2 separate regions of the Homo sapiens genome follow, and region 1 is linked to region 2. Evidence: chromatin loops called from intact Hi-C (ENCODE). Cell type or tissue: PC-3. All regions are shown on one strand. Each heading gives the region's core, and the rest is flanking DNA. Links, peaks and the distances in the headings are about the cores only. Region 1 has its middle 140 kb from the start of LINC02518. Region 2 holds the start of LOC105377950 (a long non-coding RNA gene).

What was found. A loop is a pair of places that touch in the nucleus more often than their neighbours do. Peaks named below come from ENCODE experiments on the same cell type or tissue, not always from the same donor. Only the 100,000 strongest peaks of a DNase experiment are listed, where the experiment ranks them.
Region 1: it touches region 2 in a loop (6-fold over the local background); 2 of 110 quality-filtered maps call a loop at or near these places.

The regions. Positions count from the first base shown.
Region 1 is chr6:113,284,172-113,299,946 of GRCh38, forward strand. No RefSeq gene overlaps it. Among named protein-coding and RNA genes, the nearest start is that of LINC02518, 140 kb to the right of the region's middle. In PC-3, for the core only: no CTCF peak of the experiment used is centred there; no DNase peak of the experiment used is centred there; H3K27ac peaks cover 967 bases.
Region 2 is chr6:112,869,713-112,885,487 of GRCh38, forward strand. LOC105377950 (a long non-coding RNA gene) reads left to right here and starts at 10,405. Exons shown (of 4, transcript XR_942885.3): 1 at 10,405-11,126; 2 at 13,329-13,399. RefSeq lists an enhancer at 10,427-10,955. In PC-3, for the core only: a CTCF peak has its summit at 8,193; no DNase peak of the experiment used is centred there.

The sequences.
Region 1 (15,775 bases), core at 4,065-12,064, 410 kb after region 2:
TTTATTTTTAAAAATTAAATTTGGGTTTAATTTGTTGTTCTTCTAGTTTCTTGAAGTGGAAACTTAGGTCACTGATTTTTGGATCTATCTTCTTTTCCAACATGAGCATGACAAGTATCTAAATCTATAAAATTCAAGGATTGCTTTAGGTTTCCCCCACATACTTTGATGTCTTATGTTTTCTCTCTTATTAATTTTAAAATCTTTTAATTTTCCATCTTATTTTCTTTTTCACCTACGGGTTATTTAGAACAGTGTTTCTTAACTTCTGTTGATTTATAAAGACAGTATACTTTTTCCTTTCCAATCTATATGCCTGTTAGATATTTCCAATTTAATTCCACTATGATTAGAGAACATGCTTTATGTTATCAGACATTTTGAATTTATTGAGACTTGTTTTATGTTTCAAGACATCAGCTACTTTGGTAAATTTTCCCTGAGCACTAGAAAAGAACATGTACCATACTGTTTGGCATTCTAGAAAGGTCAATTAGGTCAAGTTGGTTAATAGTATTTTTCACAATATTCTTACTGATTTTCAGTGTTGCATTTTATCATTTTTTGAGAGAGAATGTGAAAATCTTTAATTTATTATTAAATAATAAAACAATTTAATTTATCATTAAAGAACAATAATAAATTTATTCATTCTTTTAACTTTGTCAGTTTTGCCACATGAATTTTGAAGATCTGTAATTAGGTGAATACATATTTAGGGTTGCTATGTTTTTTGGCAGTTAACTTTTGTCATTAAGAATTTCTTTCATTATTGAACATATTCCTTGTTTTGAAGTCACTTTTGTCTGATATTAGTATAATCACTTCCCACCTTTCTTTTAATCAGTGTTTGCATGGTGTACCTTTTCCCATTCTTTTATTTTTAACTTATCTATAGCTTTATATTTAAAGTAGATTTCTTATAGACAGCATATAAGTGGATTGTATTTTATATTCAGTTTGATAAACGATGCCTTTTAATTTGAATAGTTAAACCACTTACATTTGATGTAATCATTAATATGTTTGGATAAATCCACCATCTTGCCAGATGTTTGTTATCTGCTTTATCTCTTCTTTTCCCTTTCCTGACTTCTTTTGACTAAGCATTTTTTGTATTTCATTTTTCCTCCAGTAACGGCTTATTAGAATATTTTTAATTGATTGGTTAATTTGTAATTGCTGTAGGGTTTATAATATGCAACTTCAACTTTCACAGCCTGCCTTCATATTGCATTTTGATACTGCACATATAAGAATCTTACATGCTTTCTATTTATTGCTAGTGTTGTCATGTTATTCTTCTAACTCTACTTTAAAACTTTAAGTCCCTTGTTACTATTTGCTTTAAACACTCAATTATCCCTTAAAATATTTTTCAGTGAGGAAAAATATTTTATAATAATTCATATTTTAACCATTTTTAGCAACTCTTCACTCTTCATTCTTCTGTGTAAATTCAAGTTTTCATTTGATGTAATTTCTTCCATCTGAATCATTTATTTTCTTGTAGTACAGGTCTCCTAGTGACAAATTCTCATAATTTTCGTTTGTTTAAATATGTCCTTTTTTTCACTTTAAAAGATAGTTTTGCTGGCTATAGATTTCTAGGCTAATTTTTTTCCCTGCAACTTTGAAGATTGTTCCACTGTCTTCTGGCTGACAGTGTTTCTTCTCAAATGTCACACTATTTCATTCAAGGTTTCTTAGAAGACATTATCTTTCACCCCCTGTCCTGTGCCATTTGTCTCTGGCTGCTTTTGAAGTTTTCTCTTTATTGCTGGTTTTCAGCAATTTCATTATTATATACTTTGGTCTGTTTTCTTTGTGTTTATCATGCTTGGGCTCCATTGAGCTGCTTTGATCTGTGGTTTATAATTTTCGTTGAATGTGAAAATTTTTGATATTTCTTCAAAAGTATTTTTGCTCTCTCCTGGAAAGATTGCAACAACACAGTTTTTAGATGATTTAATACTGTCACTTTGATCACTGAAGCAATTTTATTAGATTTTTTTAATTGTGTATGTTTTATTTCTATACCTTAAATTCACCAATAATTTTTTTTCTGTAGTGTCTAATGTGCTATGTAGTTCATCCATGAATTTTTATTTTCTGATGTTCTATTTTTCAGCCTTACAGGATCCATTTATTTCTACTTTCTATTTCCTATTTTGCCTCATTATTTTGAGTTTTCTCTAAATCACTGAGCATTTTTCCAATAACCATTTCAAAGTTCTTATTTAATAATTGTATCATATCTGACATTCCTAGCTTCTGTTTCTATTGACTAATTTTTCTCTTGATTATGAGTCACCTTTTTGCTCTTTTATGTGTCTAGTAATTATTCACTGTAATTATTAATTGGATGTTTATCATTGTGAATTACATTGCTTAGTGTCTAGATTCAGTTATATTCCCTTAAAGAATGTTGAATTTTGTTTGGGCTGGTGTTAATACACTTTAGCATCAAAGTGATCCTTTTGAGGTTTGTTTCTAAGCATTGTTAGGGAGGGTCCAGAATAGTCTTTACATGAGGGCTAGTTTAGCCCTATTCTGAATACATGGCTTTTGGGGTCTTTACTTAGTATATGCTGTTTGGTGAGTTCTCTCAACTCTGGCTGGTAAAAATTTAAACATATCCCAGCCCTGTAAGAACTCTGAGAAATGTTCCATTTACAGCTCCCAGGTACTTTTTTGCCTTACCTCATAGATCTCTAGTGTTTACCCTTTAGCAAAATATTCAAAGGAGTCTTTAGGAAGACAACTGTATTAGTCCATTCTCACACTGCTATAAAAAACTACCTGAGACTGGATAATTTATACAGAAAAGAGGTTTAATTGACTCACAGTTCTGCAGGCTGTACAGGAAGCATGACTGGGGAGGCCTCAGGAAACTTACAATCATGGCAGAAGGCTGAATGGGAAGCAATCATGTCTTCACGTGGTGACAGGAGAGAGAAAGCTAAGGGGGGAATTGCTACATACTTTTAAACAAACACAGCTTGTGAGAACTCACTCACTACCACGAGAACAGCAAGGGGGAAATCTGCCCACATGATCCAATCACCTCCCACCAAGTCCCCATCAATTCCCAACTGTAATTGGGAATTACCGTTCAACATGAGATTTAGGTGGGGACACAGAGCCAAACCATACCAGTTACTGTAGCTCTTTTTCTATGTAGTCTTTTTATTTCCAGTACTCTTTCTTTTAAATACCAGCTCCATCAGCCTCCCTTTCCTGTGATCCCTATCTCTTCAACTCAGAGACTACCGTGCTAAGTTTGAGTTCCCCCAATTTGAGCACAATATGAAAAGTTCCTTCACATAGAAAGCCAGGACCATCACAGAACTGACTTCATTACTTTCTCTTCTCTCTTGATTATGGCAGTCCTGGGAGCCTGTTGTTTGAAAACAGTAGTTTCAGTTTTGCCTTATTTTCTAATTGCTTGCAGGGGTGAGGCAACTTTTACACTGTTATTCAAGCATGCCACAAGTGGAATTCCCCATTCATCGAAGTTTTGAAAATGTTGAATCCTGTGAATTGATAAATAAGATACAGTATATTAATATAGTAAAATGCTATTCAGCAATGTAAAGACCAAAGTACTGACACTTGTTACAACATAGATGAACCTTAAAAACATTAAGCTAACTGTAAGAAACCAGAGGCATACAAACATAAATTGTATTACTCCATTTATACAAAATGTCCAGAAAATAAAAATATAGAGAGACAAAAAGTAGATTAGCATTTGCTTAGAGCTGGGGGTGTGAATGGGGGATATCTATAAATATGCAGGAAGTGTCTTCTTTAGGATAATGAAAATGTTCTAAAACTGTGATGATGATTGTACAACTCTGTAAATGTTCTAAAATTCATTGAATTGCATACTTAAGATGGATGAATTTTATGGCATATAAATTATATCTCAATTAAGTATTTTTTTAAAAAGTTACATCCTGTAGTTAATCATACTTTAGAAAATTAAGGAAGAACTTGTGCCTGCATTTGGGGTAAAGCATTATGGGATGGACCAGTTGCTACCTGAATAACCCTCTTGGAAGACAACAAAATATGACTTCAAAACTTTGCAATAGAAGTAGTATGGACATTTTAGCTGGTGGGATGAGAATAGCACCAGTATTTATTTGTAGAACATGTTAACATTGCTGGAGATTTTTGAAGGGAGAGAATATGGTTTGGTGTTATTGGGTCATGAAATGAAATTCCTATTGCTGATGACTGGAGTAGGCAGGAATTGAACATTATACAATTATATAAAGTTTTTAAATATGAGAAAGAAGCAAGAGCTAGCTATAGCAAAAGCTATAGCTCTCATAGCTATAAGATACAGTTGCTCTGTTTAAGAAAAGACTCTTAGAAACCACAATTTAGCTAATTTTGGAGACCTTCTGAAGAATCTAATTTTATTAAATGAATACCAAGGTACTACTGAAATAAATCTTTTCTTTGCATACATCTCTGTTACTATTTCAAACTCTTGTTTCATATAACATCAAGAAATTACTAAACTACTCTGCATTCACAGTCAGCTTGTGGGGTTTTTTTAAAGAAAATTGAATATTTCTATTTTTTCACCACTACAAAACTGCACTGTTGGTGGTACTACGCTGTATCAGGAAATTCCCTACCATCAAAATTCACACCCACATCTTGCAATAATATTTAAAGCTTATATGCATTTTACTTAAAGGGAGTATTATCTTGAACAGTTCTTTGGATAAGAGGAATAAATGTGCTTTTTAAAAAACACAATTGAGTCTATATGGACAAGAAGGTTAAACAGTTGGAATGGGTTTTATATATTCAACCATATTGATATTTTAGAATTCAACTAAAACTGAGTTTGAATAAGGATAATTTCATGGTTTATAGCCAAAATACACTAGAATTGAAAACAAATAATTGATTCTGTGGATAGACTTATGATGTTAGATCATCTTTTAAGAGAAAAAATTGTGGCTTAATAAGTCAAGAATGTGTTTTGTTCTCTATTTCAGTTTTTCCACTCGGTGTAACATACTGTGTCGCCTGCTGTTGTTTGCAACCTTTTTACAGTTGGCATAAGTACATACATTAAATGTATTCTGATTATTATGGACGCCCCACTGTGCAGCTCCCATTACAATGGTATCCGTTAAGCAGTGTTTTTACTTCCTAAGTTACCATGTTTTCGTAATGTGTGTTATTAAGTGCTACCTCTTTCCAGTACTTTGAGGCTCTATAATTACCCAAGAAGGCAACTGTATGGTGTTTGTAAATTTGCACAGAAGCGTGAACAAGAACACAGGCTGCTAGATGGCAATAACAGAATTTGTGCCTGGGGATTCTGCTGAAAATGGTAATTTCAGTTTAACATTTTTGATTTTCAGGGAACCATTTGAATCTAGACCTCTGGGTAACCGCCACCACATTCATCAGAAATAGATAGGATTGCAATACTGATAAATGCAACAATGAGAAATACAACAAAATATTCTCAGAGCATTCTTTCCTAGAATATTCCTCTTCATGGAGCATTTTGCTGCTTAATGAACTCAGGGCACATTTATTTTTTATTTTGATTTTTTGATTTAGTAACTTATTTTTACAACTGAAGACAATTCCCCCTCCCATCCAATGTTATTCCCCCTCCAATCCAGTTAAAAGTGTGAATAAAAAATAAAAGAGGTAGGCATTCTTGTCCTTCTCTCTTTATAAGCTCCTTCCCACTTAATATGGTTTGGCACCGTGTCCCTACCCAAATCTTACCTTGAATTGTCATAATCCCTACATGTCAAGGGCGGGACCAGGTGGAGATAATTGAATCATAGGGGCAGTTTCACCTATACTTTTCTCATGATAGTGAGTGCGTTCTCATGAGATCTGATGCTTTTATAGAGATTTCTTCCTTCACTTGATTCTCATTCTCTCTCCTGCTACCCGTGAGGAGGTGCCTTCTGCCATGATTGTAAGTTTCCTGAGTCCTCCCCAGCCATATGGAACTGAGTAAATTAAACCTCTTCTCTTTATAAATTACCCAGTCTCACTTAAGTCTTTATTAGCAGCGTGAGAACAGACTAATACACCACTCAAGAATATCTTTCTTGATATTCCAGCTTGTTTTGCTTACACACCATAAGCTAGTTATTCTTACTCAAATTCATTTTTGTTGAACGAAGTAAAAGATTCAAGGTTCTAGAGGCAGAAATAAAATATCTAAGGATATGGCTAGCCAAGGAGGAAAGATATTTTGGTCATGGTGAACCAAACATAGCATTATGGAGCATAGTATATGGAGGTCAACACACAGGGTTCCAGATCACAGTAGCCAAACTCAACCTGTGCAAACCATCCTGCTAGACAAGCCAAATTTGCCCAGTGCTATTTTAAGTACACATGCATATCATCATCATAGAAATGAAGTAGCTGAAAGTTTACAAAATTACTTGAGAAACTGCATTTAAGATCAAGGAACCTTTTGAGTACTGCAAGGCCACATTTAATCCAGTGGTAAATCATGAAGCACAAAAGGGGTAAGAGTGATCAGTATGGGATGAAACAATTTTTAAAAGTTAGATGACACATACAGGGTAAATGAATTGAGAAAAAAAGTTGCAGGAACTGGAGAAGGGGAGAATTGGTAAGGCTATTTCAGGAAGTAGAAAATAAAAGCACGAAAGAATAATAATGTTGAATCATATGACAAATGTTTGCTGCTCTACTGGTTAGATGCAGACAATAATAAAAATGAGTTTTATGTAGCACCTTACAATTCACAGGATACTTGTCTCATATTGACTCATCTAACAACTTTGTGACATGAGGCCAGGAAGTGTCTTTAATTTTCAGAAAAAACTAATACTAATTAAAAAGCTTAGTGGTAAGTATACAGCAAAGAAAATATTGGAACTTCAGCTTTCTAAATCCTAATCCAATGCCTTTTACTGTTCCATACATTAATATAATTTTTTTTTCAAAAGATAGGAGTATCTGAAATGACATTTTAGATGGCTTTAGAAGAGAAGTATCTCAGTGGCTGTTTGAGCCCTTTCAAGTATTTCCAGCATCCTCTGCTTCCATGCTGAAACTTTGCAGCTAAGGGGAGACTAGAGAGGCCAGGACGGGTGTCCAGGAGTCGGGGAAGCTGAAGAAGGACCAGTGGTATTCCTTGTCTTCAGAGCTTCAGGCTACAATCTGGCCATTTTACCTTGAATTTTATAACACTCGATTGTAAAAAAATAACGACCTTTTCATCTAATAAGAAAGGCCTCCTTTAAGGGTATCCTCATTCCAGTTGCATATGTTCTATTGATACCATTACTAAGGAGTACAGTTTTTAAATATATATATGTTTATATATATATTTATATATATATTTTTAATATTTATATATATTAAAAATATGTTTATATTTTTAATATATATGTATATATAAATATACATATATATATATATAATGCTTCTTATATTTAAAACCAAGAAGTGAAGAGTAGAATGCATTTTCTGTTTTCACTCTTTGCCCAGACATTAAGTTGACAATCTTATGGTTATCAGTGATATGCATCAGCTCATAAGTGACCCTTTGGTATGTGAACATGGGGAATTTTTTAATACTTGGCTCTTCAGTATGGATTTGTGTGACAGTCATGTTATCATCTCACGCCTTCCAAGATTTCAAAGGATCTGATGGCTGTAATTGCAAAGAATAAATGAGTAATCTTTAGTCTATTTCAGAAATAGAAGGCCAGATGATTCCCTTTCATAAAGGACTAAGGTTTCATCCGATGCCAACTCTGGTAAGGCCTTAGTCATTTTTGTGGGTGAAATCTGATCAAATGCAAGCAATGTTATTTTCATTTCTGAAAATTATCTATGTCCAGTGCATCAATCACCCAGTAGGTCCACACTCCAATAAAAAGATATGAAATGGAAGAATTGCTTCTTTCCTTTAGTTCCTCTCTTAATTCTGTCTTAAAGTGCATCTTGAATCTGAATGAGCTCCAGACAAACCTTACATACAACAGACAGGAGAATTCAAACCAATGCATTTATTATGCTCAGAAATCACAGCTGACTCCCAGCGCTGCCAAATCCAGCAGGGTTTACACAAACTGCTCGTGGTTTTCATAAGCATTGATTGCAGCCAAAATGCTGTTTTGTGAGCTGAATTTTTATCTGATTGCCAAGTGACCAATGTTAATTTTGCATCAATATAAGGGTTTATTAACCTTATTTTATGACTTTTGCTTACAAATTTATTTAGTTCTGCAAAAAAAATGTAACAAACATGAAAATTTCCTTCCAAGTTACTGTCAGTAAAGACAATGTTTTGTTTTGTTTCATTTCGTATTGTTTTCACAAATCCTGAGCAGTTGAACTATAATCACATACCAAAAAACAAATAATACAAATCAATCTTCCTGGAAATTTGGGAATATGAAAAGATATTTTATATATAAAGAGAATTGTGTCCCTGAATCTTTATCTATAAAACCACTCAAGTAATTACTAGCAGCAGGAGCCTGTAAAAAAAGAAATAAAATAATGAGTTTTCCATATACCATATTGTAGAATAGATAAAAATAGAGTCTTAGGCCCAGTGGAATTTGGGATCATAAAATTCTGCATGTAGATCGGTGGAAACAATGCAGAAAGAACTTAAGCAAAGGAATGGAATTTAACTCTAACTTAGGATGCTCCCTAAGGAGCTTGTTACTCCAAGATCGATCTAAAGGGTTTCTAAAAACCATTTGAGTGTCAGTCATCTGGCTGGGATTCTACAGCAAAAATGTTTCCCTGAAATTCAGTCTGATTGATATCTATCCATATTTTTTAATGGGAAAGGGAAGATTAGGGAAAAAAATAAAATTAATGGTTTGAATGAGCCTCTCTCTTTTGAGATCTGAATCCATTTAGAGTAGAAATGGTATCCCTGTGATTGGCTTCCTTCTTATTGTCAGTCTCTGCTAAAAGAGTGAGAAGAGATGAGGAAGAAAATGGGAAGCAGAATCTCCTCTTTTGGGTTCTGGTTCTAGAAGAAAGAGCTCCCCTTGGGAAGGATGATTACAGACATTCATGCTGTCAGGATTTTTGAAATATGGAGGCCCATAAAGCAAAGATTTCAGTAGGCAATTACCAAAGACTGACTTAGAAAACAGAAGAAAAAGCATTACGCTGACTAAAAACTGAAACCACAGACTTGTTCAAATTGCTGAGTACTTGACAAGGCAGCCACTATGCAGTATCACAAAGGCAAAGGCAAAATAAATAAGCATTTCTGTTAGTCATCAATCAATAAATATGTATCTCATAGAGATCTGCTCAATTCCAATGGGATTTTTATTTTTATTTTTTACTAATATAATACCAATGTTGTTGCTCTGGAATTCTTAGAATTTGTGTTTCCATGTGGAAACTATCAGCACACAAGGCTATTGGGCCAGTCCCACCCACTTTTAAAATCTCAAACAGTACACTGTAAAACACTATAAGCTTTCATATCTTCCAAATTTATTATATCATCATTCTGAAGAGTACTGGTATTCTATAATACACTATGTAATCAGATATAAAGATTCAATTTTACAGGGTCATTTTATTCAAACTAATCATAGGATCTAAACTCCAGAAAACTTTATTAGTAAGTATAAATGATGCTAATATGGTATTTAATAATACTTCTTAATGAAGTAGATTTAACACCTTAGGCTTATCTAACAAATGGAAAATATGTAACAAAACTATTGTCATAATTTTGTCTCAGTGAACATAGACATATTTATAACTTTCATATGTTGAACAAAGAAGACCAAAAAATGTTGACAATGTAATATATCTTAATAAACACCCTGAGTTCTGGGTAAGGAGATTTTATTTATTTGACTGTGACTACAGCTTCTAGAAAAAAATAGTTCCAATTTACTTATTCATTTGTTAAATATATGTTGCATACCAATGTATCGCAAACTCTGTGCTAGTACCTAAGAATAAAAGATGAACAAGAACTATGTCATAACATTCTGCTTCTGAAGACAGCCATGTAAGTAAAGAATCATGATAAAACTGAACCAGGAAGAAATTGAATCTCTGAATAGACCAACAGCAAGCCCTGAAATTGAGGCAGTAATAAATAACCTACCAACCCAAAAAAAAAAAAAAATGCCCAAGACCAAACAGATTCACAGCTGAATTCTACCAGATGTACAAAGAAGAGCTGGTACCATTTCTACTACAACTATTGCAAAAAAAATCAGGAAGAAGTACTCCTCTCTAATTCATTCCATGAGGCCAGTATAATCCTGATACCAAAACCTGGCAGACATAAGAAAGAAAAAGAAAACTTTAGGCCAATATCCTTGATGAACACTGATGCAAAAATTCTCAACAAACTACTGGCAAACCAACTCCAGTAGCACATCAAAAAGTTCATCCACCATAATCAAGTAAGTGTTATCCCTGAGATGCAAGGTTAATTCAACATATGCAAATCAATAAGTGTGATTCATCACATAAACAGAACTAAAGACAAAACCACATGATTGTCTCAATAGATTCAGAAAAAGCTTTAGATAAAATTCAACATCCATTCACGTTAAAAAGTCTCTATAAGGAATTGAGGCATTGAAGAAATATACGTAAAAATAATAAGAGCCATCTATGCAAACCCATAACCAACATCATACTAAACGGGCAAAAGCTGGAAGCATTCCCCCTTGAAAACCAGCACAAGACAAGGGTACCCTCTCTCACCATTCCTATTCAACATAGTATTGGAAGTTCTGGTCAGGGCAACCAGGCAAGAGAAATAAATAAATGGCATCCAAATAGGAAGAGAGAAAGTCAAACTATAGGACATTATCTTATATCTAGGAAACCCCATAGTCTCAGCCCAAAAGCTTCTTAAGCTAATTAACAACTTCAGCTAAGTCTCAGAATACAAAATCAATGTGCAAAAATCATTAGCATTCCTATACACTAACAACAGTCAAGCTGAGAGGCAAATCAAGAACAAACTCCCATTCACAATTGCCACTTAAGGAATAAAATCCCTAGGAATACAGCTAACCAGGGATGTGAAAGAACTCTGCAAGGTCAACTACAAACCGCTGTTCAAAGAAATCAGAGATGACAAAAAACAAGTGAAAAAACATTCCATGATCATGGTTAGGAAGAATCAACATCATTAAAATGGCCAAACCTCCCAAAGCGATTTATAGATTCAATGTTATTTCTATCAAATAACCAATGGCACTCTTCAGAGAACTAGAAAAAAAGCTTTTTTAAAAGTCATATGAAACTTAACAAGAATCCAAACATCTAGGGAAAACCTAAGTAAAAAGAACAAAGCTGGAGGCATCATGTTACCCAACTTCAAACTATATTACAGGGATACAGTAACCAAAACCTCATGGTACTGGCACAAAAACGGACACATAGATCAATGGAACAGAACAGAGAACCCAGAAATCAGACCAGACACCTACGACAAACTGATCTTCAACAAAGTTGACAAAAACAAGCAATGGGGAAAGGACATCTTATTCAATAAATGATGCTGGCATAACTGGCTAGCCATACACAGAAGATTCAAACTGGACCTCTTCCTTACACCATATACAAAAACCAACTCAAGATAGATTAAAGATTTAAATGTAAAACCCAAAACTATAAAAACCCTGGAAGACAACCCAGGAAATACCATTCAGGACATAGGCACAGGTAAAGATTTCATGACAAAGACCCCAAAAGCAATTGCAACAAAATCAAAAATGGACAAATAGGATCTAATTAAACTAAAGAGCTTCTGCACAGCAAAAGAAACTATCAACAGGGTAAACAGACAACTTACAGAATGGTAGATAATTTTTGCAAACTGTGCATCTGACAAAGGTCTAATATTCAGCATCTATAAGGAGCTAAAACAAATTTACAAGAAATAAACAATCTCATTTAAAAGTGGGTAAAGGACATGAACAAACATTTCAAAAGAAGACATACATGCAGTCAACAATCATATGAAGAAAATTTCAACATCACTGATTATTAGAAAAATGCAAATCAAAACCACAATGAGATATCATCTCACACTGGTCCCAATGGCTATAATTAAAAAGTGAAAAAAATAAAAGATGCTAGCAAGATTGTGGAGAAAAAGGAATGCTCATACACTGTTAGTGGGTGTGTAAATTAGTTCAACCATTGAGGATGACAGTGTGGCAATTGCTCAAAGACCTGAAGACAGAAATACTATTTGACCCAGCAATCGTATTACTGAATATATACCCAAAGGAATAGAAATAGTTCTATTATAAAGACACATACATGCAAATGTTCATTGCAGCACTATTCACAATAGCAAACACATGGAATCAACATAAATTCCCATCAACAATAGACTGGATAAAGAAAATGTAGTACATATACCTCATGGAATACTATATGGCCATAAAAAAAGAATGAGATCGTATCCTTTGTTGGGACATGGATGGAGCTGGAGGCCATTATCCTTAGCAAACTATGGAGGAATAGAAAACCAAATACCACATATTCTACCATTTAAGCGGGAGCTAAATGATGAGGACACATGGACATATAGAGGGGAACAACACACACTGGAGCCTATCAGAGGGTGGAGGGTGGGAGGAAGGAGAGGATCAGGAAAAATAACTGTTGAGTACTAGGCTTAATTCCTGGGTGATGAAATATTCTGTACAACATACCCCCATTACACAAGTTTACCTATGTAACAAACCTGCACATGTACCCCTAAACTTAAAATAAAAGTTATTTAAAAGAAAAAAAAAATCATGACATAATCTAAAAAAACACCATAATCCTTTTATACAGCAAACTCGTCAAGTTCATTCCTGCCTTACATTGTACCTGGGCTAGTCTTTCCAACTGTAAGCTTCTCCCAGCTTTTACCCTATTATTCAATTCCACACATCATGCAGCCTCTGCTCACATTTTCCCTTCACAGGGAAGTGCTTTATTCCCTTCTTAGCACTTGTCACTATCTAGGGCTCCATCTCTTCTTATGTATTTCCTATCTTCTCCCATTAGACATGCACCCAATGTGGGCAGAAATTTTGTCTTGTTCATTTTCATATTCCGAGAGCTGAGGATTGCTTGGCACACATTAAGGATTTAACAAATAGTTGAATTAATCAATAAATGTAGAAACTATAATCATGGCAGAAAAAGGAGTTTTACTTTTTTTAAAACTATCATTTCTGTGTCAAATCATTATCATCGAACAAGTCAGGATAGCAAGGCAGCCCTAGGAATGAAGGAAAATAAAAACATTGAGGGTATGTTGAATAGATCATTCAAGAAGGCAGGGAAAGGCCTTTTCCAACACACTTGTTTCCTTTCTTTATTAATCCCAGGGTCCCCCATGGTCCCTCCCTAAGGAACCTAAGGGCTCAGGTGCTGCTGTTTAGTTTTCTACCAGTAGCTACTTCACTGGACTCTCTTGTGATGTGGAGAGTCCTTTGCCTGGCTCCCCAGCTTCTGAAATAAGTGTGGTTCTTATTAATTTTGACTATGTTACAAAGAGATTAATTCAATATACCACCAAAAAATTCACTGGGTTTTTCCTTTTAATACGGGACTTTTTAAATGATTACATTTATACCTTTACAGATGAGTCTTCTCCATCCCTCATCTTTATCCTCAAAAGTCAAGTCGCATTCACAGGAGGAGAATGTTTCCTAGTTTGGTGATCATGATTAAGCAGAGGGCACGTTGCACATGGGTAGGATCCTGCCTTTCCAAGTGGTACTGCTGGGACGTGACCTTGGGTACGTTACTTTTCCTCACTGTGTCTCAATTTTATCAGGGGTAAAGTTAAAGCAACAATGCTACTCAATAGTGTTATAGTGAGGATTAGACATGAAAATTCATAAACAACACTGAGCAGAGAGGTTAGCCCTTAGAGTGTAGTTTCATTGTCAGTCTTACAGGTCAGTACTATCAACCTTCTTTCTCTTCATTCTAATGTAAAATTCTAGAAACTCTGTATCATTAGCCATTTATATTTTGTACGTTGAAAGGCAGTGCTGCAAGAGATGGTTACCTTTCCAGCACTCACAAGCTCTGCTCTGAACCCGATAGGGTGTGGGGGCAGGGGCTCAATAGACTGGAGAGTAATGATAACAGTCATATTTCTCCCATTATTGTTGCTTTATTTCCTGAAAAAAATTATGATATGTCCTGATCTAATTCAGTCTCATAGAATTTTATGAAGTAGATCATCCTGTGTGAATATTCTTTCTTTTCTTTTTTCTTTTTTTGAAACAGAGTCTTGCTCTATCACCCAGGCCGGAGTGCAGTGGCACAATCTTGGCTGACTGCAACCTCCACATCCCAGGTTCAAGTGATTCTCCTGTCTCAGCTTCCCCAGTAGCTGGGACTACAGGCACGTGCCACCACACCCGGCTAATCTTTTGTATTTTTAGTAGAGACGGGTTTCACCATGTTGGCCAGGTTCATCTCAAACTCCTGACCTCAGGTGATCCACCCACCTTGGCCTTCCAAAATGCTGGGATTACAGGCGTCAGCCATTGCGTCTGGCCCAGCGTGAATATTTTTTTTTCCAATAGGCACTTTTAACAAACTGAAATTGTTTTGTATGCAAATAGCAAAGTTGACTAACAAGAGATAATGTTACATATGGTGATTAAGAGCAGCCTGAGATTTAGAATCAGACAAACATGAGTGCAAAGCTCCACAACCTGTATGACTCTGGTCATCTTATTCAACTTCCCTGTGTTTCCTTATCTGTAAAACTGAGTTAACAATACTAACTACCTCATTAGGCTATTGTGAGCAGCAAATTACAACACACGTGCAAAGGTGCTTGGCACATGGTCAGTGTCCAATATGTCTTAGTTCTTATCACTGTTATTACCAGGTAGCATTCTGTATTCTCTCCAGTTGTAATGCTAACACAACCCGGACTTAGAAAATTTAGCCTTTTCCTGGCACCATATAATCAATCATAACCTTAGTCATAAAAAAGTTGAAATTGAGTTCATGTGCACACACACACACACACACACACAAGCACACACACACAATTACAGCTTAAGAATTGGGATTTAGATATTCTAGATATTAGTACATATGACTTTATAATCCATCATTTTTCGTCAGTGCCAAATTGGTTAAAATTATAGCATGTCATTGCTTAGTATGGGGAACGGTGCCATACCTCCTTGGTAGACTAGCCCGAGATTTATTTACACTGTCCCTTGTATGAGTGGCCAGGGATATGTTCTCTCTGACTTCATCTTTCAAGACAAGGTTGGATTTCTTTCTCCATGGTTAATGGGTGCTATATATCTCTGCCTTCCTAGTCACCCCCAAATCATACTTTATTGTCCCCTTCTCAGGTATTAGTAGACATGGAGTGATCTCTTTGCCTGTACTTCAAACTAGAAAGGCATTCCCCAAGGCTCCAATGCAGAATGGAAGTTTTCCTTCTGTGCATCTGCCAACTAGGCTTTGAGCCAATTGTAATTCACTGGGGGATTTCAGTCTAGAGGGTTCTAAATGGATTTTAAATGTAATCCTAGGACAATTATCACCATGTAATTTTTTTTAATTTCTGTGATTTGGCAACACCAGTGAAAATGTGTCATTTATTAGCCCTTTCACTTTCAGCATAGGCCAGGACTAGCTCCATACTACTTGTGTGATTGGTGAAATTTGTTTAAAAGTCTCCCTCTTTACCTCCATTCTAGCACATATTTCTGTAGTGAATAAC
Region 2 (15,775 bases), core at 4,258-12,257:
AAATTAAGGCAGAAATAAATAAGTTATTTGAAACCAATGAGAACAAAGAGACAATGTACCAGAATCTCTGGGACACAGCTAAAGCAGTGTTAAGAGGGAAATTTATAGCACTAAATGCCCACATCAGAAAGTGGGAAAGAACTGATATTGACAACCTAACATCACAATTAAAAGAACTAGAGAAACAAGAGCAAAAAAATTCAAAAGCTAGCAGAAGACAAGAAATAACTAAGACCAGAGCAGAACTGAAGGAGATAGAGACATGAAAAACTGTTCAAAAAATCAGTGAATCCAGGAGATGGTTGTTTTGAAAACATTAAAAGTATAAATAGACCGCTAGCCAGACTAATAAAGAAAAAAAGAGAAAAGAATTGAATAGACACAATAAAAAATGATAAACGGGATATCACAACTGATCCCAAAGAAATACAAAGTCCCATCAGAGAATACTACAAATACCTCTACTCAAATAAACTAGAAAATCTAGAAGAAATGGATAAATTCCTGGACACATACACCTTCCCAAGACTAAACCAGGAAGAAGTCGAATCCTTGAATAGACCAATAACAAGTTCTGAAATTGAGGCAATTAATAGCCTACCAACCAAAAAAAGGCCAGGACCAGATGGATTCACAGCTGAATTCTATCAGAGGTACAAAGAGGAGCTGACACCATTCCTTCTGAAACTATTTCAAACAATAGAAAAAGTGGGACTCCTACTTAACTCATTTTATGAGGCCAGCATCATCCTGATTACAAAACCTGGCAGAGACACAACAAAAAACGAAAATTTCAGGCCAATATCCCTAATGAACATCGATGCAAAAATCCTCAATAACATACTGACAAACCGAATCCAGCAGCACATCAAAAAGCTCATCTACCATGATCAAGTCGGCTTCATCCCTGGGAAGCAAGGCTGGTTCAACATATGCAAATCAATAAACGTAATCCATCACATAAACAGAATCAGTGACAAAAACCACATGATTATCTGAATAGATACAGAAAAGGCCTTCAATAAAATTCAACACCCCTTTAACTCTCTATAAAAAACTCTCAATAAACTAGGTATGGATGGAACATATCTGAAAATAATAAGAGCTATTTATGACAAACCCATAGCCAATATCATACTGAATGGGTAAAAGCTGGAAGCATTCCCTTTGAAAACCAACATAAGACAAGGGTGCCCTCTCTCACCACTCTTATTCAACATAGTTTTGGAAGTTCTGGCCAGGGCAATCAGGAAAGAGAAAGAAATAAAGGGTATTCACATAGGAAGAAAGGACGTCAAATTGTCTGTTTGCAAATGACATGATTGTATATTTAGAAAACCCCATTGTCTCAACCCAAAAACTCCTTAAGCTGATAAGCAACTTCAGCAAAATCTCAGGATATAAAATCAATATGTGAAAATCACAAGCAGTCCTATACACCAATAATAGACAAGGAGAGAGCCAAATCATGAGTGAACTTCCATTCACAATTGCCACAAAGAAAATAAAATACCTAGGAAAACAATTTACAATTAATGTGAAGGACCTCTTCAAGGAGAACTACAAACCACTGCTCAAGGAAATAAGGGAGGACACCAACAAATGGAAAAAAAATTCCATGCTCATGGATAGGAAGAATCAATATCGTGAAAATGGCCATACTGCCCAAAGTAATTTATAGATTCAATGCTATTCCTATCAAGTTACCATTGACTTTCTTCACAGAACTAGAAAGAAAACTACTTTAAATTTCATATGGAACCAAAAAAGAGCCTGTATAGCCAAGACAATCCTAAGCAAGAAGAACAAAGCTGGAGGTATCATGCTACCTGACTTCAAACTATACTACAAGGCTACAGTAACCAAAACAGCATGGTACTGGTACCAAAACAGATACATAAACCAATGCAACAGAACAGAGGCCTCAGAAATAACATTACACATCTACAACCTTCTGATCTTTGACAAATCTGACAAAAACAAGCAATGGGGAAAGATTTCCCTATTTAATAAATGGTGCTGGGAAAACTGGCTAGCCACATGCAGAAAACAGACACTCAACCCCTTCCTTATGTCTTATACAAAAATTAGCTCAAGATGGATTAAAGACTTAAATCTAAAACCATAAAAACCCTAGAAGGAAACCTAGGCAGTACTATTCAGGACATAGGCATGGGCAAAGACTTCATGATTAAAACAATAAAAGCAATTGCAACAAAAGCCAAAATTGACAAATGAGATCTAATTAAACTAAAGAGCTTCTGCACAGCAAAAGAAACTAGTATCATAGTGAACAAGCAACCTACAGAATGGGAGAAAACTTTTGCAACCTATCCATCTGACAAAGGTTTAATATCCAGAATCTACAAAGAACTTAAACAAATTTACAAGAAAAAAACAACCCCATCAAAAAGTGGGTGAAGGATATGAACAGACACTTCTCAAAAGAAGACATTTATGCAGCCAAAAAACACATGAAAAAATGCTCATCATCACTGGCCATCAGAGAAATGCAAATCAAAACCACAATGAGATACCATCTCACACCAGTTAGAATGGCAGTCATTAAAAAGTCAGGAAACAACAGGTGCTGGAGAGGATGTGGAGAAATAGGAACACTTTTACACTGTTGGTGGGACTGTAAACTAGTTCAACCATTGTGGAAGTCAGTGTGGCGATTCCTCAGGGATCTAGAACTGGAAATACCATTTGACCCAGCCATCCCATTACTGGGTATATACCCAAATGACTATAAATCATGCTGCTATAAAGACACATGCACACGTATGTTTATTGCGGCATTATTCACAATAGCAAAGACTTGGAACCAACCCAAATGTCCAACAATGATAGACTGGATTAAGAAAATGTGGCACATATACACCATGGAATACTATGCAGCCATAAAAAATGATGAGTTCATGTCCTTTGTAGGGACATGGATGAAATTGGAAATCATCATTCTCAGTAAACTATCTCAAGAACAAAAAACCAAACACCGCATATTCTCATTCATAGGTGGGAATTGAACAATGAGATCACATGGACACAGGAAGGGGAATATCACACTCTGGGGACTGTTGTGGGGTGGGGGGAGGGGGGAGGGATAGCATTGGGAGATATACCTAATGGTAGATGATGAGTTAGTGGGTGCAACGCACCAGCATGGCACATGTATACATATGTAACTAACCTGCACAATGTGCACATGTACCCTAAAACTTAAAGTATAATAAAAAAATATATTAAAAAAGAAGACATTTATGTGGCTAGCAAACATATGAAAAAAAAGCTCATCATCACTAGTCATTAGAGAAATGCAAATCAAAACCACAATGAGATACAATCTCACACCAGTTAGAATGGCAATCATTAAAAAGTCTGGAAACAACAGATGCTAGTGAGGATGTAGAGAAATAGGAATGCTTTTACACTGTTGGTGGGAGTGTAAATTAGTTCAACCATTGTGGAAGACAGTACAGTGACTCCTCAAGGATCTAGAACCATAAATACCATTTGACCCAGCCATCCCATTACTGGCTATATACCCAAGGGATTATAAATCATTTTACTATAAAGACACATGCACACGTATGTTTACTGCAGCACTATTTACAATAGCAAAGACTTGGGACCAACCCAAATGCCCGTCAATGATAGACTGGATAAAGAAATTGTGACATATATACACCATGGAATACTATGTCGCCATAAAAAATGAGTTCATGTCCTTTGCAGGGGCATGGATGAAGCTGGAAACCATCATCCTCAGCAAACTAACACAGCAACAGAAAACCAAATACCACATGTTCTCACTCATAAGTGGGAGTTGAACAATGAGAACAGATGGACACAGGGAAAGGAACATCACACACTGGGGCCTGTTGGGAGATGGGGGAAAAGGGGAGGGAGAGCATTAGGACAAATACCTAATGCATGCGGGGCTTAAAACCTGGATGATGGATTGATAGGTGCAGCAAACCACCGTGGCACATGTATACCAACGTAACAAACCTGCACGTTCAGCATATGTATCCCAGAAGTTAAAGTGAAATCAGTCAATCAATCAATCAATAAGAAAGTTACCCTGAATGCACACCTAAAATCAGTATTTGTCAAAATAGTTGTTCTAAAATAAATACACATTTTAATGCAAAACATGTAGTCTTGAGACTATTCTTCATTTAACAGAATTTGTCCCAAGCATGTCAGGCATGTCAACATCTATGAAGAAAAATTTTTACAATTACAATTTATATGAACTATAGAAAAAAATGAATGAAAGGCATTAACAATTTTATCCAAAATTTAAACATAATCATATCAAATAAAAGTATATTTTTCAAAAAAACTTAAGTGGAATGATATTGGATAAAATATGTGAGTGTATCAAGAATAGTTATTTTGCTTAATGTTTATGTTTAAATAATAAATATAAAAAGTTTTTAAATTTTGATATAGTGTACATGAATATTTATAATTTTTAAACAATTTTTCTAGAAATAATTTCATTTTTAAAATGATTTCTAAATAGTACCACTTTATAGGGACCCACAATATAATGAAATCCTTTTGTGTGTCAATTTATAAACATTTAAAACATTTTTATAGTTTCTATATTTAGCTCCCTTTTCACAATCAAAAGTGTCTCATTTTCAGTGGTAAATAACATACTCTTTCTACTTACATCTTTATTATTATTCCCACTTTACACACGAGACACTTACTTTCTTGCCCAATGTCAAACTAGTCCGTGGCAGGCTAATTGGAGTTTGAACTTCTATTACTGGAACTCAATTTTCATTCATTTTTCCACTCATTATTCATTTATTCAACCAATGAATGTTCAATAGCACATTCATTAATGCCAACTTTGTACAAAATGAGGGAGACACACAGCATAGAAAAAGATGGCAAGGAATACAGTGATTAATTGTTCATGTATAACTGCCCCCTCTAGAAGCCTCATCAGATATGGCAGTGGTCAGAGGTGCCCACTGAGCTGGCCCCGAGCAGCACACTTTAGAGGAGTTAAAGGATAAACGGTAGTAACTTGTGGTGTATCAGCCACTGGAAGAAACACAGCTATTGAACTAAATAAGGCCTATTTGGTGGCCTCCAGTCGTCATCTAGAATATGAATGATACCAGCAAGGAATAATCACTTCCATCCTCATTTTTTATCTGTCAACAGAGTGAGGCATAGGATACTTTTACTCAAAATTTCTGTGGGCAAAGAGAGTAGTGATAACCTAAGAGGTGACTGTGACATTTTGATATCATGAGTGATGTTAATGTATGGTTGGTCTTTGTCCCTGCTTTCTGGCACAGAGCTCCTAAAACCCTTGGAATTTCCCAAGTGGGAGGGGCATCTTTTGTTCACAAGAGGAGACTCTTGGCAGGCCTCTAGATAGCTTCAGAATGGGAGGTGTAACTTTTAGCCCCACTCCTTTAACTCCTGGGGAGGGGAGAGAGGCTGAAAACTGAGTTTACAATCAACCATGCCTACATGATGAAACCCACATAAAAAACTCCTAAAGTACTGGGTCCAGGGAGCTTCCGGGTTGATGAACAAAATCCTTGTGCCAGGGATGGCGGGCTGTGAACCCCAATTCCATGGGGACAGAAGCTACTGTGATTGGGACCATTCTGGACCTCATTCTATATACATTTTCATTGGGCCTTTCATTTGTATTCTTTATAATATCCTTTATTATAAACTAGTAATAGTAAGGTAAAGTGTTTTCCTGAGTTCTGTGAACCATTACAACAAATTATCAAACCCAAGGAAGAGGTCACAGCTGATTTATTGCTGGTTGGTCAGAAATATGGGATGCCCAGGACTTGCAGTTGGCATTTAAGTAGAGGCAGCATTGTAGGACTGAACCCTTAACTGGAGGGGTCTGCACTAATTCTGGGTAATGGGTGTAAGAATTAGTTGAATACCCAGCTGGTGTCAGGAAAGTTGGAGAATTAGTTGGTGTGGGATGAAAACCCCATACATTTGGTGTTAGGAGTGTAGTGAGTAGAAACAGATTATAGTGACCTATTAGAGTTATTTTCATCTCAGAAAACTTGCATGAAGAAGGGGGAGCTTATACAAAAATAAAGAATAACAACATATAACTTCATCATCTACTTCAAGGAACAAAGATGGCATAGAAAAAAGATTTATACCTTTTCTCCCCCACATACATTTTGTAAACCATATAGACTTCTTATGAATTAATGATAGCATAATAATATATATAATTAGCATTTTTTCAATTTTGGGGAATATTGATTATGAGTAGTTAGGGTACTCTAGAAAGCAGATACTTAAAACAATTTTTTCTCAGGACAGGTCTTTGAACTATAATTTTGATGAATAATTTTATTAGGATAGATACAGAAACAAATAATAGTTTTACTGAGGTTTCTGTTGTTCACCCTAGTACTGTAGTATGTACTCCTTTGAAATTTATTTGAATTCACATGAAATTAATTTGAGTGAATTAACTGAAATAAAACTTGTCTTTTACCGTAATAGCCAATAAGAAATATAATATTAACAATAGACCCAGCCGGGTGCAGTGGCTCACACCTGTAATCCCAGCACTTTGGGAGGCTGAGGAGGGCAGATCACCTGAGGTCGGGAGTTTAAGACCAGCCTGGCCAATATGGTGAAACCCCATCTTTACTAAAAATACAAAAATTAGCCGGGCATGGTGATGGGCACCTGTAATCCCAGCTACTCGGGAGGCTGAGGCAAGAGAATTGCTTGAACGTGGAGGCAGAGGTTGCAGTGAGCCGAGATCATGCCATTGCACTCCAGGCTGGGCAACAAGAGCAAAACTTGTGTAGTCAATATTTATTTATGTCTACCCATATATTTACCATTTTACTTGTTCTTTATTCTTTCCGCTATCTCCACGTTTGCCTCTGACATTATTATTATTTTTTAGACTGAGGTATATCTTTTAGTGAAAATGTGCCAGAGATAAAGTTTTTCTGAACTTACATATTTTTGTTTTAAAATGCCTTAACTACAGCTTTGTTTTGGAAGAATGTTCTCACAGGACAGAGTTCTTGCTTAGTGATTTTATTTTTTCAGTACTTTCAGAATACCAATTCATGGTCTTCTGACATATTTATTCATTGAGAAGCCAGTGTAAATTTATTATTAACAAAAAACTACCAGGTTCATGTATCTTTGTCAAAAGTTGTAGATTATGTAGAGAACTCTAAGTTTCCATTGCTGGATGTTTAGTTGCATGAGTGTTTGAGGATTCACACGTATTATCTATCTCTACTCTCTAAATTTCAAACAAAATTTTAAAATTAGAGGTAGTAATCAGATTTATTGGCTTTATTCTTGACAAGGCTGGCTTGGAGAATCTGGCTTAGATGTGGAAATACAATCTGCCTTTTATGGCCCTGTGACCCACCTTATCCTCTATGTCTCATCTAGATTGAGGGCTAACCCACTTGAGGAAGGATTGGTGTCTGCAGAGCACACACACGCTCAGAAAATACCTGCCTCACACAGCAGACCCTGGTAGCTGGATAGAGTGAGATGGCTTTCAGATGGTCTTGTGAAGGCTTGCCTGGGGCAGAGAACCACTTTGCTGTCAGGAAAAAAGAGAGCTCTCAGGGTAGAGCAGAGCAGGCTCATTTCCTTCTCCTAGTCCCATGAGTCAGGTAAGTTACTTCTCTTCTTTTTCTGGGAGAGAGTTAAGACAAGCCATGGATGCTCACTTTCCTTTTCTAAATGATGCACTTCCCTGCTTTATGGGCCAAAATGAGAACACTGAAGAGAGTTGAGAATAGTACTCCCTTCAGTAAGTGTAGTCACCAACCAGCTCCCTCCTAAGAGCTTGGAATCTCAAAAAAAAAAAAAGCATTCTTGAACAGTCTCCAGGAAGAACATTCCCGAGAACAACAGGCCTAAGAGGAATTTCCTTGGGTTCAGAGGTCCTGTGTTACATAGCTCTGTATCACTCATAGTGCTTTCAGCAAAATGGAGTATAAATAAGCAATTGTAAATTTTGTTTTGTTTTTCTTTGTTCAGTATTGCTTAGAGCAACAAGATTTAAATTTAAATCACTATAGATTTGATCACTGTAGAAAAGAATCAGAAATTCACCCTCGTTTCCAATTTCAAATGTAAACGCCACCAGTACAGTAAATGTACCATGAGAAACCTATTGGTGGCACTATGGAATTAGACAACTCTAGAGAAAACTTAGCAATAAATGGATATCCCTCTGAAACCTCAAGAGGTAATTTCCTTTGGTGGGATAATATGTAGATAAAATTGGAAATGAAAGCTATAGTTGAGCTATTTGTAATCAAGACACCTGCACAATTAATTTTAAAGTAACATATTGTTTTGTGGGTAAAATTAAATGTCTTATACAAATGTCTTATACAAGCACTTACACACTCTGGGAACAGATGCCAATGAATACATTTGGTGACTATTCATCAACCTCACAAAGATCACCTTAGCTTACAGAAAACACAGGGACCATTTTAAAAGTAAATTTGTAAAATTACATGAAGAGAAAGACATGCAATTCTGTGACTTTATGTGTCTTTTATTGCAAATACTATTGCTAAGACAAAATACCCACTCACATACACATAAATGAACTTCATGGATGCATGTATGGATAGAATGGATAGACTTCTGTATTGAGGTATAGATGCCTTTGTGAACAAATTTTTGTGCTTTAGCATGTTTTGTTCCTTTGTTTTAACTCTAGCATTCTTACCAAGAAAAATAACACATGTTGAAAATCCAAAGCAATGTAGATAAAGATCACATACCTTTTAGACACTAGCAACATTAGAATACCATGCAAAAAAGATGTTCATCAGGGCAAGGCTAATAAACAGTCCCCTGGAAATATCTTTCACCTCCCGCATAGTCCATTCTTCTAGCTGTAACTCCAACTAGTGCCACAAGACTTGTTTTTTTCTGGCTAAGCCCTGGGCAACATTCACCATCAAAGTACTATTATCTTCTTAATTTTTGCTTAGAAAAGAAAGAAAAACACACTTAGTGTTAAGATTGGATATGTTTTTAATTTTTAGATATCTGTACTATGGACATGAGCAAAATAATATGGAACTACAGTTTTTAAAAATGGCCACACAGAAAACCACCTTAGATGAAATGAATATGTAACCTGCCGTCGATTTAAAAAAATTAAGCTCACTGTCTCATGTTGAAAGGTCACAATCATTAATCTATTTAAAGTTAGCAACGGCCCGTGTGTCATACACGATTGTGGACACCTGACCTTGATACCTGCCATTCCACTGCCTCCCACAAGCTGTAGACAATTTAGTACTCCATCTGACAGTGACTTCTTTGTCATTTCTGGCTATATTCTTCATTTTTCCTCCTCTTGCTCCCACTTTAGAAACTACCATGTCCTTTCTTTCCCTTTTATGCTTTCTTATGAAATTTTATATCCTTTAATATTGTAACTACGTATATCACATAAAAAATAAACAACAAAAATCTTGGAAGGTATTCTACAGAATAAAGACGTCAGTCAGTTTGAAAATATTAGATACTTAATACAGGTAACATCTTAAGATTTAAAGTTTAGACTTATACTATGTTTTTAAAGGGACACTGATCAAGGATCTGAACTAAATTATAATGTAGACACAAAAAGACATCGCTAATGTTTCTGTAACAAAATGTCCACTAACAAAACAAAAGGTATTTTGTCTTAAAATTTGCAATGCTTTATTTTAAACAGTACAATAGCAACAATTATGTACCGTGACACAATTATAAAAAATTATCATCAAAGATAATAAACATTAAGATATTGTTGAAGGGTATTATTAGCTGGATTGTGCCCCTCCTCACACACCAAATTCATATGTTGAAGTATTGGCCCCCAGTACTTTAGAATGTGACTGTGTTACAGGATATTTAGGGTGGAATATCTCTGTGGCAGGTGGAAACGTCTGTGGCAGGTGGTGCCTTTGCCCGAGTTCTTGTCCTGCATCCAGGAAGAATGAGGTATGGAAACAAGCGGAAGGGGAGCAAGATGAAGAGAAGCTTTATTGAGTGTTCTAACAGCTCAGAGGAGACCCGCAGGGGGCAACTCCTGAAGGAGGGGCCTTACCAGGGACCAACCCCCTTCGGCACAGGAATCTTTCTGCCTCCTGCAGCCATTCATGGCCCAAGGGCTGGGCCCCAACCCAGCTTTGAGATCCCAGCGGGTGCCAGGAGAGGAGAGAGACCGGGCAGCGGGATCAGATACCCCGGAGCCTGAAGAGACATGCGGGCCTTCCCAGCCGCCAGGGGGCAGGCAGCAGAGATGCGTGGGTCTGGCCGCTGCAGCTGCACCCAGGGAGCTCCAGCCCCATCAACTCGGAAGGGGCGGGGCTCCTGCTTGTTCCTGGCCCTTGCCTGCTCGTGGAGCGAGAGGGCCAGGTCAGCAGCAGCGGGTTGGGTGGCTGCAACTGCACCAGGGAGGGCAGATCCTGCCTGTTCCCAGCCCCTTCCAAGAGCACAGGAAGGCTCGGATCCACAGCTGCAGTTTTGGCTGATGTAGCCCCGCTACGTATTGCAGGAGGGTGGGGCTCCTGCCTGTTACGTGAAGCAGGGGGCCTGGATCTGCTGCCGAGGTTTGAGGTTTGGGCGGCTGCAGTGGCACCCGGGAAGTTTCTGCCCCAAATCAGAAGGAGTGGGGCTCCCACTGACTCCACAGAGTGTGCAGCCCCAGCCCTCCTCTCTGCTGCAGCCGGGGTAATGGCAGCAGCTGTTGCCATCAACTGCATTTGGAAATAGAACCTTAAAAGAGGTACTTAAGTTAAAATGTGGTTTTAGGGTGGGTTCTAACTCAATACCACTGTGCCCTTATAAAAAGAGGAGATTAGGACACAGTCGACAAAGAGGATGACCATGTGAGGACGCAGCAAAAAGGCGACCACCTGGGAGCCAAGGAGAGAGGCCTCAGAAGAAACAAAACCTGCCAACCCCTTGAACTCAGACTCTCAGCCTCCAAAATTGTGAGAAAATTCTTCTGTTGTTTAAACCATCCAGTCTGTAGCATTTTGCTATGGCAGCCGTAGAAAACTCATACAAAGGGTAACAGCAAGAGTCTATTTGTCAAGGTAAGGTGAAAGTTTGGAAAGGACATAGAGCTTGTTTCTTTCTTATTTTTTTTTTTCCCTTTAGGCATTCAGGGCTTGATAAGGCAAACTTTGCTCTTTAAAATATCAACATGTCTTTCAAGGTTCCCACTGAAAAGGTTATTTCATATTGTTCATTTTTGCCCATAATTTTTACTCACTTCAGAAAATAGGCTTTTTAGGAGCCTAGCATTTGCACTTAACTCTCTGAACAGGACTTAAAGAGTGTAACCAAAAGACAGAAAAAGATTACTCAGTATGGAACAAGCGAAACAAAAAAATAGTTGGGGGAGTAGGGTGGAGGATGAAAAAAATGCACAGCGAGGGGGTTGAGTCAGCTCCTGTGTTTCCATGGAGAGGACTTAAGCTTCTCCAGAAGTGTAGTGAAGGCCCCTAGTGATCCATAAAGGTCCTGTAGCTGGCTGCACAGGGGTGGCCAAGGACCAGGGTGTGACTGACAGGCGGCATCTTGCTGAATAGCATTTTTTCACTTGTATTGGTAATCCAAAAAGCACTTGCCAATTGACATACTTTAGGCTAAACAAGAGGCAGAGGTTGTTCTCAGAACTTTTAAAAATTATTATATTATTTCTTAAATTTGAACTTGTTTCCTGTTTTTCTGTGTAAGGTATAAGCTCCATCTCAAAAAAAAAAAAAGAAGAAAGAAAGAAATCTCTGCCATCAGAATTTGCTTAGAATTCTGCTATAGAATGTCCTTATTGATAACATAGAAATAGGATTAGGGATTATTTTAATAATAAAATAATAAACATATACTTTAAGAGTGATCTAAGGCTGCAAAATTTAAATTATATTGGCTGTCTAACTGACCTGGCTAAATACATTTTTTGATTATCAATACATAAATCATGGAGTTAAGTATGTATACAAATGCAGAATTAAGTTCTTCAGCCCTAAATATCTTTTGGTGAATCAATTTAAAATTGCCTTTCTAAATATTATTAGTTATTATTATTAAGCTATTAATATTTACAGTCTTTGCCACTTAGTAAAATGTGACTTTGTCTTAAAGTAGACCAACATGTTTTTATCCATCTGCCAGACTGCCAAATGGAATTTGATCTCTTGAGACACTGTACAATATTGGCCATTGCATTTGAATTAAAATTCTCCTGAAGCTAGTCACTGCATCACTCTTGGAAAAGTATTATCGAACTTAACTGAGCAACAGCACATCACAACACATGGCATTATAGAAAGCACAGAAGGATGCACTTATTCCTTCTAATTGGAAGTTTCAGAAACTGATATCACCCAACCTTTCCTTTTATTTTGAAGTTACATCACTACCCAAGCCTCTGTCTTTTTATTCATGGGTGTGCCTCCATTGTTGCTGGAACAAATCCAGTGCATTAGTGAAAACATTGCCCTCTTGATGAGACTCATCTAAACACATCTGTCATCCACACACATGTTAAAGCATATTCACAATGGCCAATCAGAAAACATTTCTACCTCCAGGGTGGTCAATATAGTTATGCTGATATTGCCCAATCACAGATCAACACTTTCGATCTTTTAATATCCTCCCTGAACAACCATATACTTATTGAATGTTTTTCAGACTGTGCTTAAGTTGTTGAGTCATTTAAAATATGTTTCCTGTCCTTTATTCTCTTATCCACTTTTCTTCTAAAGATGTCTGCATTCTAGCTCTTAATTTTATATTTCTTACTCCACTGAGGCATTCCACATAAATGTATCATCCAGTCTACTACCCTGTGTTTATTAAAATGTATTCTCTACTCCTTCAAAATACAATCTACCAAAGAAACTAACAGCTAACTAAAAAGAAGTGAGGCTAAAACTTTAGTGACCTCAAGACAAGTTAGAATTCTATGGCACTCTAAATCCCTATTGCTGTTGGCTTTTCTGCTTTGCTAACTGATGGCAAGAATTGACAGCCTCCACAGAATATGTTTGATAAATCTTTAGAGGCTAAATTTCCCAGTGGCACTATGAACTTCTTTCTCTGAGGAAGTGGACATTTGGTTGTTCTTAGGGGAAGCTCAGATGTCCTCATGAAGAAACAGCAGTGTGGCTAAAGTATGGGGTAAGCCTTCTCTGTAATTGCCTGTACTGAGAAAGTCAACTGCTGCAAAGATAATGTGTATTAATTTAGTTCTTTTTTGTGATACTTACACTAGAAATTCATTTTTTCAGATTTCTCCCTAAAGCCCTTTGGCTACTCAGGAAGGCCCTGCGTGAAACTTGCCAAGGATTCCATATGACAGGTATCCCCCCGACTCCCCTGTTGCCTGGCACATTTATCTTAGGTGCCCCTGTGGGCAGGTCAGGTGATACACCCCTCACCCCACTGGAGAGTACTTTTGAAAGGTAGGAAATCTGAGTCTTGCTAGCTGAAAACTCTGACTCAGCCTTAACTTTCAAAGTAGAAATGCCCATACAAATACAGTGACTTTTTGTTTCTGACAGAATTTAAACCTCATTGCTATGGTATTAACGGGGATGCTACGGCAACCATAAACTACTAACTATAATTTTCCCTGAAAACAGCTGCCATGGAGCTGTGGAATATTTTCCTTAGACTTTAAAGCATTGACATTTCAAGGAAAACTCAGCCTTCTTGGCACAGTAGAGCTTACTCAAACTAAGATGTCTTAAATAAACTATTTGCACACATGAAAACTTCTATAAATGTGTATAAATGTATTATCGTAAATGACTCATACCCTCAAAAATGATATAATTTTATATAAGTTATATTACATATCATACTATGGTAACCTATAAAGGGCCGATGCCTTATGTGAAATACTTAAAATTTTATGATAAAAAATTTAATTGGCCATGATCATGTCTGTTAAGTCACTCAGCCAAAAGTATAAGGGCAAGAGCACCAGTCTTAGAATCGGGATCACTGTGATATAATTATGGCTTTGATTTAACAACCGTGTCATCTTAGGTACATCCAATTGGAAAGCTGCTCTTTAGAGTGGGTGGATTTCAATTGTTGATGTTACTGATACTAGTGCTCCAACCCAAAAGCCCTCTTCATTCATTCTCTCAGGAAGAAAGGCAGCTTGCTGACTTGCTGTAGTTGAGCCACACACATAGAGTTCAAGTGATGTTCAGTGGTTGTCTATTAGAGACATAATTCAGAATTTTAAAAAAAAATCTAATTAATAGTCATAGAAATAAGTGAGAAGATATTTTAGTCATACAACTATAAATGAAGCTCTGTGTAAATCCATCAGTCCAAGAGTTTTTAGAATAGAAATTGTGGCAGTTGGTATGAAACATTCAAAGGGCAGGAAAATAAAACTGAGGAGCCAGCTCAGACAAATAGTTTAAAAGAGGGGAAATAATTAAAAAAAAAAAACAAAACAAGAGACATCAAGGATCAACCTAAGAGGCAGAATATTCAACAAATAGGAAATTCAGAATAAAATAAATAAAGGGAATAAAACATCCAACCAAAAAGGAATGGGTGAATAGTTAGCAAAACTTAAGAAAATCTTCAGATTCGTGCTGCTAAGTATCAATAGGATTAATGAGGATAGATTCCTAGCTGGATGGATTTTCATGAAATTCACTAAATATAAGGAGAATATTTTTAAAGTTTCTAGCTGGGAAAAAATAGATTATCTGCACAGGAAGAGCTATCAGAGTGGAACTGGACTTCTCATTAACAGTGTCTTAACAGTAGAAGATAATAAAGCAACATCTTAAAGTATTAAGAGAAAGTTATTTTGAACTCTCAGTTATGTATCAGGCTAAATGACGATTAAGTTAAAGGGCCAGATAAAAATGTTTTCAGATACACAGGCACTCAGGAACTTTACTTGATATTCATTGTTCCTGAAGCTGTTACTAAGGACATAATCCAGGCAAAATATGGGATATAAGAAAAAGTAGGACAAACTCAAAGTTTCAGTGAAAGGACCCCTTAACATGGCAGTTGGTCAGTAGGTCCAGAATAGCTTGTCCACATTGAAGCAAGATCTATTAACACTTCTATGCAGATGAATTTAGCTTTTAATCTGTTCAATGTAGGAGTTATTATGCCTATATTCCACATACAAAAATATGAACAAAAATGAATCTACTTCATGCCCATATTCATAACTGTATAAAATAAGAATGACAGCTGATATTTTACTTTAAACACATAGCCCAGATGAAATTTTTAAGCAAAACTCCAACAGGCAGATTTACTGAGCTGTTATGAATGTTTCATTATCTCCTAATTAAAGTAGTCTACTCGCCTCAATTGCCATATGCAAATGGAAACTTAGAACAAATTGATAAAGGGGTTTTCACTTGTAATTGCTGCAATTAAGAAGTATACAAACTGTTTGACTAAACATTTCACCTCTAATAACTTATTATAAGATAATTGAACAAATGTCCAAAATTTAATTTAAAGAATCTTAATTGTAGCATTCAGTGTATTTATTCAACAAATACACGAGGCATTGGACACTTATCATTTATAAACATTAAAAGAAAGGAAGCAGCCTACATGCGTAAAAATAAGTTATAGGATAAGGAAAATTAGAGTATATTCACATATTGAGGCAACAGTCATTAGGATTGAGGATGATATAGAAACATATTTATTAAAAATGAGAAGTCCTCCAATATGA